Linked DNA regions of Homo sapiens: region 1 is linked to region 2. A link is an interaction called in ENCODE POLR2A ChIA-PET data of the cell type or tissue named here. Cell type or tissue: Panc1. All regions are shown on one strand. Each heading gives the region's core, and the rest is flanking DNA. Links, peaks and the distances in the headings are about the cores only.

The links. Peaks named below come from ENCODE experiments on the same cell type or tissue, not always from the same donor. Only the 100,000 strongest peaks of a DNase experiment are listed, where the experiment ranks them.
Region 1: POLR2A ChIA-PET joins it to region 2 with 11 read pairs; 2 of 35 experiments call an interaction of 5 or more read pairs at or near these places.

What each region holds. Positions count from the first base shown.
Region 1 is chr15:69,717,996-69,724,695 of GRCh38, forward strand. No RefSeq gene overlaps it. Among named protein-coding and RNA genes, the nearest start is that of LINC00593, 110 kb to the right of the region's middle. RefSeq lists a silencer at 1,785-1,834. In Panc1, for the core only: no CTCF peak of the experiment used is centred there; a DNase peak (open chromatin) is centred at 3,579; H3K4me3 peaks cover 850 bases.
Region 2 is chr15:70,036,361-70,044,200 of GRCh38, forward strand. No RefSeq gene overlaps it. Among named protein-coding and RNA genes, the nearest start is that of MIR629, 39 kb to the right of the region's middle. RefSeq lists an enhancer at 669-778. In Panc1, for the core only: no CTCF peak of the experiment used is centred there; no DNase peak of the experiment used is centred there.

The sequences.
Region 1 (6,700 bases), core at 896-5,895, 320 kb before region 2:
TGACAGGCACCTGTAATCCCAGCTACTTGGGAGGCTGAGGCAGGAGAATCGCTTGAACCCAGGAGGCGGAGGTTGCAGTGAGCTGAGATCGTGCCATTGCACTCCAGCCTGGGCAACAAGAACAAAAGTCTGTGTCAAACAAAACAAAACACAAAACAGAACTTTTCCTTTGCATTCCCAACTTGGCTAACTGGTGTGAGAGGCCTGGCTTTCAACTTCTCTTGGCTTTTGACATGCCTTCCTCACAAGCTTCATCATTTTTAGCTTTTGATTGAAAGTGAGAGATGTATAACTCATTTTTCCACTTAAATACTTAGAGGCCATTTTATGGTTATTAATTGGGCTAATTTCCATATTTTTGTGTTTCAAGGAATGGGGAGGCCGAAGGAGAGGGAGAGAGAGAGAGAGATTGGCCAGTAGGAGCAGTCAGAACACACAAAACATTTATTAATTAAGTTCGCTGTCTTACATGGGTGCAGTTCATGGTGCCCCAAAATAATTACAATAGTAGTATCAAAGATCACTGATCACACATCACCATAACAGATGTAATAATAATGAAAAAGTCTGAAATATTGCAAGAATTACCAAAATGTGACACAGATACAGGAAGTGTGCACATTCTATTGGAAAAACGGCACCAACAGACTTGCTCTACACAGGGTTGCAACACATTTTCAATTTGTGAAAAACACACAATATCTGTGAAGTGCATTAGGCAAAGTGCAATAAAATCAGGTATGCCTGTAGAATGAGGCTCATGCAGTTAAGAGCTGGTGTGGCTCCTTCTTGTCTTTCATGGGGTGATGACTTGGAGGCCCTGCATGCCCAATGGCCTGCAGAATGGAGGAGGGCCCCCCACTCCATGGCATTCTCCATGAGCAAGAAATAAACTTTCATTATTTTAAATCTCTGAGATTTCAAGGTTGTTACTTCAGCATAGCCTGGCCTATTCTAGCGAATACCCAGCATGTTGGAGTTCACTGAGTAATTGCTGCTCTTGAGTTCTTTAACACCATGAAGGAAAAAGCTGCCTCTTGAGCCACCCAGGGCAGCTGATTGACACTTTCCCTCACTCTCATCATCCAGCCCAGATGGCACTTCCTGTTTGGTAACACCTCACGTGGGCTCCTTCGTCCCCCACCAACTCTGCCAGTCACCATCCTACACAGTCAAATGTGCACAGTATTAGAGGTTTGCCAAGAACACATCCTTGTGTCTGCCAAGGAGCGTCTGTTTGAGGAAGAACATTCTAACAGAGAATGTTCAGAGACAAAATGCTGGCTGTGGGAGACAGTCAAATCTTTGTCTCTATGATGAGCAAGTGGAGGCTGGATGGCCACTGTGGATAGGGGGCAGGGGTCCTGAAGATGGGATGCCAGTCTCAAATGGGGAGGGGTTGGGCTGGGAGGGGCAGGATGAACAGGATGATTTTTAAGTCCCTTCCAACCCGGAGAGTCCCCACCTTACTGCCTAACTCAGTATTTTTTTTTGAAAGTGCATGAATGAATACATTTCAGTCACAAAGAAAGTAAAGGACATATGAAATAAAATAGCCTGACTTAATGAGCAAATAAGAATTATAACACAGATTCTTTCTGAAAGGTGTAGCCTCATGAGATCAATGTTCTCAGCCCTCATGAGGCTGACGGATGGTGAAGAGTGGTCAGGAAGGCATGTGACGCATATCCGTAATTTACACGCCAGCCACAAAGAGGGCTGAGCTCAGGGAGGAGTCAGAGCCTTGAGACAGGCTGAAGCCATCATGATAACAGCCCCTCACAAGGACACCTGGTGCTTTGTCATGCACAAAGTGCTCCCCCTGACATCCTGAGTGCTCAGAAACTATTTTCTCTGAGCTTTTAATCATAGATCATAGATTATCCTATATCTCTGAGCTCTTCTTATCATAGCCTCAGGAGAGAAGAACTGCTATTCCTATTTTATAGATGGGTAGGCAGTTTTCAGCAATTTCCCCAAGATCACATAGTGAGTAATGGGGAGATCCAAGACTTGAACCCAGATCCTGTTACACAAAGTGGTGGGTTTTAAAATAAGAGAATACACTTACTCCAGGCACTGGAAGCTGAAATTGCAATTAGTTCACATGCTCCCAGGTTCCTGAGAACTTCCACTTTTGTGTGTAATGTTGATTGTGGACAGATATTATAGGGACAGGCTGACTCTGAACTGCCTTGAAGACAAGAAGGATTTTCTTGGGAAAAGCAATGGACTGGGAGACAGAGAGTCCTGCAATACAGGCCCTGAATCTTTTTCTGACCCACTTCATTACCAAGAAACCTCAGTTTCCTCATCTGAAAGTATGAGGAAAGATGTTGATCTGGTCTACCATGAAGAATTTCTGTGAGGACCCAATGCGAGGATGGGGTGCACATATTTTGAAAACCAATAAAAAGCTGTAAAGAACTATAAAAAGCTGGGGTTCTTGTTTCAATTAAGAATGCATTTTGCTAGGCCAGGCACAGTGGCTCACACCCGTAAATACCAGCACCTTGGGAGGTCAAGGTGGGTGGACCACCTGAGGTCAGGATTTCAAGACCAGCCTGAACAATATGGTGAAATGCTGTCTCTACTAAAAATACAAAAATTACGTGGGTGTGGTGGTGGGCACCTGTAGTCCCAGCTACTCGGGAGGCTGAGACAGGAGAATTGCTTGAACTTAGGAGGTGGAGGTTGCAGTGAGCTGAGATTGCACCACTGCACTCCTGCCTTGGCGACAGAGTGAGAATGCATTTAGCTGCAAGTAACAGAGCAGCCAGCTACAGTGGTTTTAACAGATGATGCTCTGATTTTCCTATGACATAAGAAGTGCAGGGTGGGTAGTACAGGGCAGGAGAGGATGATTTAACAATGTTAATGGGGGCCTAGCCCTTTTCCCCTCTGTTCAAATTCCATCCTCACACATGCTACCTTATATGCACAAGATGGATACTGCCCCTCCAGGCTTTACGTTCCAGTTGCAGGTGGGAAAAAGAAGGGAGAAGGAGGAAGAGTTGGTACCTACATTACGAATGCAAAAGTTTTCTTAGAAATCCAATAACTGTAATATTGGCCAGAACTGTAATCAAATGGTCACCCTCTAGGTACAAGGGAGGCTGGAAGAATGAACATTTTTGGCTGGGCACACCACTAAACAAATCCAGGGTTTTGATGGAAAGGAAGGGGTGGGGATGGATTGCAGGTGACAGCTGGTGGTGCCTACCACAAGCTCCAATACCAAGATGGGCACTGAATTCACAGGGATCTTTTAAATTTAGTTTCTGGATTTGAGTGAAAGCAAATTGGGTTGCCTCATCCTTCGAAGGAAAAGTGGATCCATAGTATTCTACTGTCAGAAAGGGAAATAGAGTCACCTTGAAGACAAGAGGTGAGAGAGTGCTGCAGGTCTGGAGGGCCAAGTGGATAGAAGCTCAGCATGACCTCCCTCTCTCTGTCTCCCCTTTGTTCACTTTCATTAGTCCCGTTCACTTGGGCTGGGAGAGCTGGATCCGGGGAGCTCATTAATAGCCTCTGGGTTTGTGTGTGTCTCCACCCGAAGAAGTCTAACCACAGACTTCCTCTTGACTCTTGGCAACAGGGAGAAAACAAAACCACAGCAGCTTTCATTGCTGAAAAAGACAAAACTGACTCGTTTGCTTAATAAGCCCAGACGGAGGAACTTTATTTCTGGGAGGAAGTGCTGAAGACTCCGGTACAGGCCGGGTGCGGTGGCTCACGCCTGTAATCCTAGCGCTTTGAGAGGCCAAGGCGGATGGATCACGAGGTCAGGAGATCGAGACCATCCTGGCTAACACAGTGAAACCCCGTCTCTACTAAAAATACAAAAACATTAGCCAGGCATGGTGGCGGGCGTCTGTAGTCCCAGCTACTCGGGAGGCTGAGGCAGGAGAATGGCGTGAACCCGGGAGGCGGAGCTTGCAGTGAGCCGAGATCGGGCCACTGCACTCCAGCCTGGGCGACAGAGCGAGACTCGGTCCCAAAAAAAAAAAAAGACTTCAGTACAAGGAGTCGTGGTTGCGCCGTGAAATTGCCAGACTCTGCGATGAGACATCCTGGGTTGACAGTTTAGAGGTTGAGAGATTGGTGGGAGGAGGCCACGAGTCCAGGGCTCAGTAGGACTACGGGGCAGAAGCCTGTGCTGCAGATAGGTGGGACTTTGCAAAATGGATCTGCTTGGGGAAACTGAGGCCTCCTCCCACCTCCGACAACATCCAGACCTCTTTTGCCACTTCTGGTTTCCAAAAATCCATTTATGTATTTATTTTCCCTTTTTCTTATTTTCCCTTATTAAATTCATCTATTGATTAATTCCCATTTCATACTTTCTTTTTTTGTTTGCTTGTATTTCTAATTTCTTACGATGTATAGTCAGTGCTTTTATTTTGGTCTTTCTTCTTTAATAAGAAAGCCATTTCAGGCAATGTATTTTCCCGTGTTAAGCTTTTTTCAAGATCTCATAGGTTTTGAAATAAAATGTTCCCCTTTCCATCGGTTTCTAGATGGGTTTTAATTTCATTTTAATGTTTCCTTTGATCCATGGGTTACCTAGAAGTACGTTTATTAATTTCCAAGTAGTTAAAAATATTTTCAGCCACATTATTGTTTTCTTTTTAATTTAACATTATGGGGTTATAGTAAGAGATTGTGGCCTGTAAAATCTTTAATTTTAAATTAATTTTTTTTCTTTGTTTCTAAGTATGTGTTCAGACTTTATAAATGTTCTATGGGGCAGGAAAAGCTGAGCTGGTTGGATTCATGCAGGAAAGAATGGAATTCTAAAATGTGCTAGCTCTGAAGACATACTACCCTGTTTCCAATCTGGCTTCTACCCCTTTCCAGCTGTGTGTCCTCGGATGAAACACAGAATTTTCTGAGCTTTATTTTCCATTTAAAAAATGGGAACAATAAGAATATCCAGTTTCCAGTATTGCCGTGAAGATTAAATGAAATTACTTACTTAAAAATACCTAGAATACTGCCTGGTGTGGATTAAAAAAACTCACCAAAGAGAAATATTGCTATTTTTTTTGCTTTTACCAAAAAAAGGAGGAACCTTCACTGTTTGTGTTCTCAGCTTTATCCTAACTCAGAGCTGTGGTTGCTGGTTGTTGAGGGAATTGGGAGAAAAGAGGAAATGGATGGCGCAGTGCGGCAGTCACCTTTCCTTCCACGGGAGGTACCTGGAGCCCGGGGGATGGAGCTACTTGCCCAAGGAAACACAGCAATTTGGTGGCAAAGCCAGGCCTCAAACCCAGGTCTCACCTGCTCATTCCTGCCTGTTCTGCTGGCAAGCTGCTCTAGTTTCTCCCTTGAAAGACGAGACAGTTGACTGCAGATTCGCCTCTACGCTGTAGGGAAGGCTGGAAGGTCTCAGGAGGCAGCAACCTCAGAGCTTTGTCATGTTACACCTTGCTGTCTGGGAAAGGGGAACTCTGAGGTCAGTAAGTTCCAAGAGAAGCTATAGAAAGAGGGTTGAATTGGGAGTGGTGGGAAGCTCTGGGCATTGCTGTTCCATTGATCAGTTGTGGCAGGAGAAAAAGCCAGTCCTCTAAAGCACCCCTAGGGGGAGGTCTGTCTGCACCCCTCTGGGCTTCAAGCCTTCATTGCCTGCGTGCCTTGCTTCCCAAGCCCTGGTACTGACCGTGGCAAAGGCAGATCCCCAAGAGGCCCCATCTTCATTTGCCTAGCAGGTCCTATGTGGAGCAGAGCTCAGGGGCAGGAGCCCTCTGTTACTGTTCAGGGGGGCTCAGCAGCACGGATGTGCTCATGGAAACTGGAGAAACTGGGGTGACAGCCTCAGCAGCACTGAGGAGGCCTAATTAAGAAGTAAGGCAAAACGAGATGCGCTGCTCGGCTGTGCTGCCAGCTGACATCTGAGAGGGGCTGGCACTGTGCCCTGGAGCAGCCAGGAGCCATGAAGAACTCAGGAGGCATGGGAGCTTCTTTATGGCAGAAGTCCGGAGAGGAGAGGGAATCTCAGGACAGAATTACAAGGTGGAGGGTGGCTGAGTTATCTGATTAGGGCCATTGATCTTGGGAGCAAGTGACCATTTCTTGGCCAAGGACTCTCAGTATCCTCAAGCATCATGTCATCATGCTGTGTATAACCCACAAGTGGACAAAGATGCCTGGAACAGATATCACAGGGCATGGTTAAAGCACACATGGATATGTCTCGGCAGCAGGTCTCTGACCTCAGACACACGCCCATGCTGTGGGGTAAGTTGTCACCAGGGAAAGCTTGGAATTAGAGGCTGATTTTCATAGCTCTTCCATGCAAGTTTTTAAAAAATGTATGGCCCCCATGATTATTATGAAAATTGAATAAATCCGGGCATGCAAAAGTGCTTTGTAAATATCAGCACAAGCACAGAAGAAAGTTATCGCACGTGCATTTTGGTTAGAAAGTGCTAGCTAATTCCTTGCTATGTCCCCAGCCCTTTGTTAGAAGCTGCAGAGGAATCAAATAGGCCTAGATCTTGTTCCTGTCCTCATGGGGCTTGTGGGTTTTCTCAGTGTGAAATGCTTTGCAATCATTGTCTCTCCCTCCCTCTTTCCCCCATGCTACTTCCTTCTAACATAGCTTAATTAAGCACCTCTTCTAAGTGAAGTTCTGGGCTAGGGGCTAAATTATATAGAAATTATTGTCTATTAAGGGAGAGACAGGAGCAAATGGATA
Region 2 (7,840 bases), core at 1,684-6,683:
GTACAGCTACTTAGAATTGTTTTCATTGCATTTACAAGTATGCAGACTTTTAAATTTAAGGTAAGGAATATTGGTATTTTATTTATGATAATATATAAAGTTTCCTTTTAAAATCTTTACATTTAGGCTTTAAAAAGTAAACTTATTTTTTTAAACCTATGAGGTAAATCATAGGCTGGTGGGTTCTAGACCAGGGCAAATATCATTAGATGACTGCGATTCTTTGATTGCGTAGGTCTAGGTAGCTCTGTCCATGTTGGTGGGTAGGACTTAGAGGCCTGAACACCTGCGCCTCCTGGAACTGAGCCAGCAGGGCCAGAGGAGGGTGCCTCACACTGATAGAAAGGTGATGGTGAGTCAAGTAGCAGTCTTGGGTAACATCTGTCCTTAGGGCTTCCTGGAGACTAGGGAGTGTGTCCCCAAACAAGCTTGAATGCAAATTACTTTCGTTGACAAACAAGCTGATCTACATAGTGCATGCACAGCAGTTGGCAGCAGTTTCCAAATAGTGCCCTGCACAGAGGGATGGCCTCTCTGTGCAGTATTCAGCAAAGTGATTCAGTACTGTGGGCTTCCTCCCTCCTCCCTTCCTCCCTCCCTCCACCTGCTGACCCTCCTGGGAGACACTAGAGGTTCTCTAAGGAGTAGCTCCAGCCCTAGCACAAGGAATCTACAAACTCTTCAGGCCCATCCAAGGACAAACTAGCTCAGAACTGCAGAGAGGCAAGCAGTTCAGGGACTGGCATGTCTAAAATGCCTTTCCCTCTATAAACCTACAACCCCGATGCACTCTTAAACACCTAGTCAAATGTGATCTCCTCTGGGAAGCCTTCATGAATACTTCCCCTTTTTGACCCTTCTGAGAGTTGCCTCTTCCCCCGATGAGGACCCCCACAATATGCTGTCCAGGCCACTAATTATTAATTAGTAGAATTTGTTTTTTCCACTAACAAGTGCATTCTGTGAGGGTATAGATCACTTACCTCTATATTTCGTGCCCCTAGCCTCCAACACTGGGTCTGTTCTGTCTATATTTATTGAATTAATGCATGGGTGTGTGGGCCGATATGCTTGGCTTACAATCCTGAGCAAATTTTCAGATTCTACTCACTCTACTTCTCCTTTTAAGGAAAGGAAACTTTTCATTGAAAGCATTCTTTTGGGCATTTAGTAACTGTTTACCAAACACCTATCAGATGACAGGTACTCCATTAGGAACTGGGAATAGAGAAGTGAACCAAACTTGATCTCTGCCCTCAAGAAATTCACAGTTGGTTGGTTGGAAAAATGAAGCAAGCAGCAAATGAATAGCAACAAGGGAAGAATTTGAAATTCATCTTCACTTAGGTGTAAACCACTCAGAATTTAATCTACTTAGCAAGGAGATACAGGTAGAAGATCAATGAGGTTAAATAAAAAAACCCTGTAACCCTGAATTTGAATTAGAAGCCTCAGTAGACCTCACGGTCTATTTATATATTAACAAATATATAAATATGCACATACACATTTCTTAGCTCTGCTACTGAAAAGGCCCAGAAACAATGATCATTTCATTAGCATCAAGCACCCCAAGCACCCAGATTATGGTCTCCAAATACCACTTTCCACTAAACAGAACCAAGGTTCATTGGAAAAAATGGCCAACTCCACATCCAGGATGGAAAATGTACAAGATGAGCCAGGGACATTGTCTTTTACCAGAAAGCATGGAAGCTCTCAAAGACTAGTATGGTCGTATTAAAAAGACTCAGGAGGCATCTTCAAGAGGATCCCCAAGTAGGATGATTTCAGAAGCAATAAAGATAACTCCACTTGACTCAAACATATCAAATATGTTTAAATTCACACATTCATAATGTTTTAAAAAAGAATACCTCATTGGTCAATTGCTGAGGATACTGAAGAATTAACTTATTATTTTGAAAATTGGCAAATAAAGCAAATGAATCAAGCATTCATCTTGCCTTTCCTGTATGAACTGTACTTCAAGGTAACCAAATGGTTGGTGTGGGGCAGTTTCTTTTTATAACAATATTCAAGCAAATGTTGCAATTGGAATCACCCTTATGTAGCCCCTAATGAGTTAATGAATCTACACAATGATCATCGGTGACTGCTAACATACAAAAGGAGAAGCATCTAGCTGCTATGTGTTTCCTAATGAATCTATGAAGTATTCTGCCTCCCTCCAAAATCAAGCCTGGATCTAATCAAGCTCCAAGATCTAACTACAATTTAGCAATCAGCAAAATTCAGACTATGTGAAGCTCTAAGGACAAATTTGGTTTTTTTTCCAGTAAATAAATATGTGTGTGTATGGATGTGTATGAGAGAGAGGATGTGATATGAAGCAGGAATCTAAAAGACATATCAATTTTGCTTGCTCTGTGTGGATCTTATTTGGATCCTAATTCAAATAAATACACTTTGTAAAAAGACTTATGAGACAATTGGGGATCTTTGAATACAGATTGGATATTTGATGATATAAGAAGTTATATTTTAGGTTTAGTGGTATTTGGTTACATTTTCAAAACAGGTCTTACGTTTTGGAAATAGTAAAATATGTGCTAATTTAATGATGAAATGTCTGGAATTTGCTACATAATACTCCAGTGGTGGTGACTGGTAGAGATGGGTGGGGTATAGATAAAAGAAGATTAGCCCTGAGTTGATAACTGTTGAAGCTGGTTGATGGGCACATGGAGATTCATTATTCTGTTCTCTCTACTTCTCTGTTTGGCATTTTTCATAATGAAAAGCTAAACAAATCTAATCCATGCTGTCTCTGCATGAGAGCACTGCCCCTGCACACTCACAAAATCATTAGAACCACAAAACATCCAAGCTGGAGAGGACCCAGGGATTGATTATTCACCTGCCTTCAAGCATCACATAAAGGATGAAAAGATCAAGGACTGGAGAGATCCCGTGACGTGACTAAGGTGATGTGGTGAGCCCGGGGCTTTGCTATCTGCCACTGGGCATGGGCACCCCCACCCCAGGCCCCCTTTGAGTCACCAGACACTATAACGGGGGCGAGTTCTTAAGTCTTTACTTTTCTGCCTTTTTAAAAAAAAATCTTTAATTATGAAATATTTCAAACATGTCACAAAGTACAGAAAATAACACGACCCTTCTAAAGCCACCACGCAGATTTTTAAAATGTGAACATTTTAACATTCTCTACAGAGTTTCTAAAAAGTAATAAAATGTGATAGGTATAGCTGAACTCCCGCTGACCTTTCCGTTTCTTCCCTCCCCACAGATAACCATTATCCTGGTGGTGTAGGGTGTTCTTTCTACTCATATATATATGTATATATATGCTCAAATATAGAATTGTTTTGTGGATTTCTATTTTATATAAATAGTATCATATCATGTATTTCCTTCCACAACTTGCTCTTTTCACACAACATTGTTTTTGAGATTTATCCAAACTGCTACAGAAAGATATAGCTTATGCATTTTAATGCCTATGTACAATTTTATTATAGGAAAATGCATAGATCTTTTAAAATCCATTCATCCATTAATGGACAGGTTGTTTCTAATTATTTTTGCTCAAACAAGGAGGCAATGAAGATTCTGTACATATCTCTTCATGGAGTTGTTGAAGAGTTTCTCCAGGGTGCATACCTGGAAGTAGATTTAGTGGGTCACAGGGTTGTGCTTTTCCTCCTTCATGATTGCCAAACTGCCTGGCAAGAGTAACCTATTAGTAATAGTAATAGTTGTTTGGCAACCACAAAGTGGTTGAACCAATTTATGCTCCCACAGTGTTTGACAATACTAGTCATTCACCACCCTCATGGAAGCTTCATATGATCAAACTCGAAAACTTGCCAGTCTAATGGGAATGGGTCGTTCCATTTCATTTTGTTTTGTAAATTTGCATTTCCCTGATAGCTGGTGAGATGAGGTATTTTCACGTGTTTGTTGAGCATTTCTGCTTCCTCTCCTGTGAATCACCTATTTATGTCCTCTACCCATTTTCCTCTCGAGTTGTTGGCTTTCAATGTACTGATTTGGAATAATTCATTATCTATTCCAGACACCACTTTTTTCGGTCAGTTGTAGGCATTGTGTTTATGTTTTTTCATGTTTTGTTACTTTATAGTATCTCTTGTTGTACAGGTATTTTAAAATTTAATATCATCAAATTGATCTTTATTTCATTATAGCTTTTGCTTACTGTCTTGTTCAATAATTTTTCCCATCCTCTGAGTCCTGAGGTTGTTCTCCAATATTCTGTACTATAAGCTTAAAAACCTTAATCCTTTGAGAATTTATTTTTGTGTACTGTGTGAGGTAGGGATCCATTTTCCCACCATGAAGATGGCCTGTTGCTCCAGAACTTATTGCTGAATAGTGCTTTTCTCCACTGATGCATAATGCCATCTATGTGGTAGTCACATTCTCACCTATATAGTAGTCTACTTATGGACTCTCTATTCAGCTCCATTGGTCTATTTGTCTGCACATGCAGCAAGAGCACACTTTCCTGCTTCCTGTAGCTTTACAGTAAGTCTTGATATCTGGCAGGCGAAGTTCTCCTCCCTCATTTCTCTTCAAAATTGTATTTGCTATTCTTGGTCCCTTACTCTTCATATAAATATCAGTATCAGATTATCAAATTACACAGAAAACATTCCATTTGGATTTGTTTAACATTGTATTTATAAATAGTTGTAAAATACAGCTTCTTAAATGAAAAAGCTCATAAATGACTATGGCATAGTTTGTGATATACAGAGGTCTTTTTACATTTAAATCTTCAATAAAATTTTGTATTTTTATCCTTAAAGATCTTACGTAGCTTTACTTGGATTGACTCATAGGTAGCTTTTACTATTATAAATGCATTTTTCTTTACATTTTCTAATTGGTTGCTGCTTGTGAATAGGAATGCTATTGATTAATGAAATTTGATCTTGGATCCAGCAACTTGACTAAACTCCCTTATTAAACAGTTTTATATTCTGTGTATATCTAGTCATATTATCTGCAAATAATTACAACTTTGTTTCTTTCACTTCAATCATGATACTTTTATTTATCCTTTTATTTTTTATGTTGTCCTATTGCATTGGCTAGACCCTCCAGCACAACGTTGAACAGAGACAGTAATAATGAATATTCTTGTGTTTAAAAAAAGTTTTTTAGAGATGGGATCTTGCTATGTTGCCCAGGCTAGTCTCCAACTCCTGGGCTCAGGTGATCCTCCTGCCTCAGACTCTCAAGTAGCTAGGACAACAGGTACACACTGCTGTCCTGGCTCATTGATTGTTTTTTATGACTTTAATATGATGCTTCTGAAACTTTACTGTTATCTATTATTTGGCTGCAGGTCTGATATAGCTATCCATTGTCAGATTAAAGTTTTCTTTGATTCCTGGTTTGTAACTTTAAGGGAGTCATGAATGGGTGTTGAATTTTGTAAAATGCTCTATCTGCTTCTTTTTACTGGTAAAACTTTCTAAGACTTCCAGGTGTTCTAGAAAATAATTTGCGGGCTCCAATAGTTGCTTGTAGGGTTCTATGTCTCAAGCTTGTTAATTATGTTGTTCATATCTTTTATAACCTTATAAATTTCTCACAGCTTGATCTACTAGTTCCTCTTAGTGGTATGATAAAACTTCCCATTCCTCCTTGTAATTCTGTCCATTTTTGCTTTATGTAGTTTTTGGGTATTGTTCTGAGCTAGGGATCTCCACTCTACCTTTAAAGTCTTTTATTTACCACATTAAAGGATTCCCCTTTCTTTCATGTAGATTAGCAAAATTGTTTTATTTTAATTTTATACAATATGTCTGTGTTCACATGGTCAAAGTGAATCCTTATTAGCTTGCTGTTTCATTTTCCTGAATTGGAAATTCTAGGCCCGATCTTTTCATCTTCTAACCTGTTGCCACCAAACATTTGCACAGGGCAGCTTCCATCTGTGATACCCTGTAGGGACAAGGCCATAGCCCCATCCTAACTCCCTCTCTTGCCTCAGCAGTCAGGAGCTCCCTAGGGCCCACTTCTGACCTGTCTGAGAGGGGAACTGGGTCCGGGTCAGGTTGAGCACACTGTGGGGTTTTCTGGGCATTCACAGAGGTACTCAAATGGATGTAAGAAAGGTCTGATTTAGCCAGGGGAGCTTCTGTCTCTTGGCTCTTCTTCCCATACTCTTCCACCTAAGATCACTGATCTCCTCTACACGTGGGATCAGTTCTTTCCAAGCTTCTACTCCAGTCCTCATGAGGCAGGCAGTCCACCACCTATCCTCCACTCACCCGCCAATCCTCTCATCCACTCATCCATCCACCTATCCATTCATCGATCCATTCAACCATCCATTCGTCTATCCATCCATTCCCCCATTCATCTATCCATCCATCTACCCATCCATCCATCCATCCATCCACCCATTTATCCATCCATCCATTCATCCATCCATCCATCCATCCATCCATCCATCCATCCAACCATCCATCCATCCATCCATCCTTTCATGCATCCATCTACTCATCCATCCATCCATCCATCCATTCATCCATCCATCCATCCAACCATTCAGCAGCAGTGTCATACAAACCTTACAAGCTGTGTGACCTTGGGGAACTTGAACTTCAGTTGTTTCATCCATAAAATGAGTATAATAATAGCAATGACCTCATAGGTCAGTTATGAGTATTAAACAATATTTATGAAGCACTGACTGACATGATTTACATGCACTAGCACTCTAGAAATATTAGTGTATTATCTTAATCACACACTCACTGATTCATTCAAGTAACATTTTCCTGAGTACCTACAATGCACTAAGCACTGGAGATATAAGACAAAGTCGCTGTTCTCTGAGAGCCCACTGTGTGGTGGGAGGGTCAGGTGGGCATCAGGAGACAGGATATCATTAAACCATACAGATGGTCCTTGACTTACAATGGGGTTATGTCCCAATAAACCCATCGTAAGTTGAAAAATTCTAAGTCAAAAATGCATTTAATGCCTGCAATCCCAGGACTTTGGGAGGCTGAGGCAGGTGGATCATAAGGTCAGGAGTTTGAGACAAGCCTGGCCAAGATGGTGTAACCCCATCTCTACTAAAAAACACAAAAATTAGCCCGGCATGGTGGCGGGCACGCGTAATCCCAGCTACTCCGGAGGCTGAGGCAGGAGAGTCTCTTGAACCCGGGAGGCGGAGTTTGCAGTGAGCTGAGATCACGCCACTGCACTCTAGCCTGGGTGACAGAGCAAGACTCCGTCTCAAAAAAAAAAATGCATTTAATACCCAATAAACTCATCATAAAATCAAAAGTCCTAAGTAGAACCATCTGTAATCATACTAACATTGTGCTTGGTATGTGCTACCTAAAGTTGGGAGAGAACACTCTCAGAGTACCAAGGAGTAGGGAAGTGGGCAGTCAGGGAAGGCTTCCTGGAAGAAGTGACATTGAGGCCTACTCCTGAAGAATGAGCAGAAATTCAAAGAAGGATGCACCACATTCAAGCTGAAAGAGAAGCACATGCAAAACCTAAAATGGGAGAGCATTGCTTTTCAGGGCATTGGAAGTACTGTGCTGCTGGTGTGTGAAGGGAAGCAAGATAAGTGGGGAGGGATGACTTTAGAGATACAGGGCCCACACCTAGATGAGTTAAGGGTGAGTTGTGCTGTGAAGAGGGCCAGTGAGGGGCTCCAAGATGGGCAATGATGGGGCCAGATGTGCAGTTTATAAAAGTAACTGTGTGAATGTGGTGGGAGCTTAGAATAGGTATATTACCCAGGTAAGGAACTGATCATGCACCATGATCCAATCACAGATCCCCGGGTCTTCTGATGCCA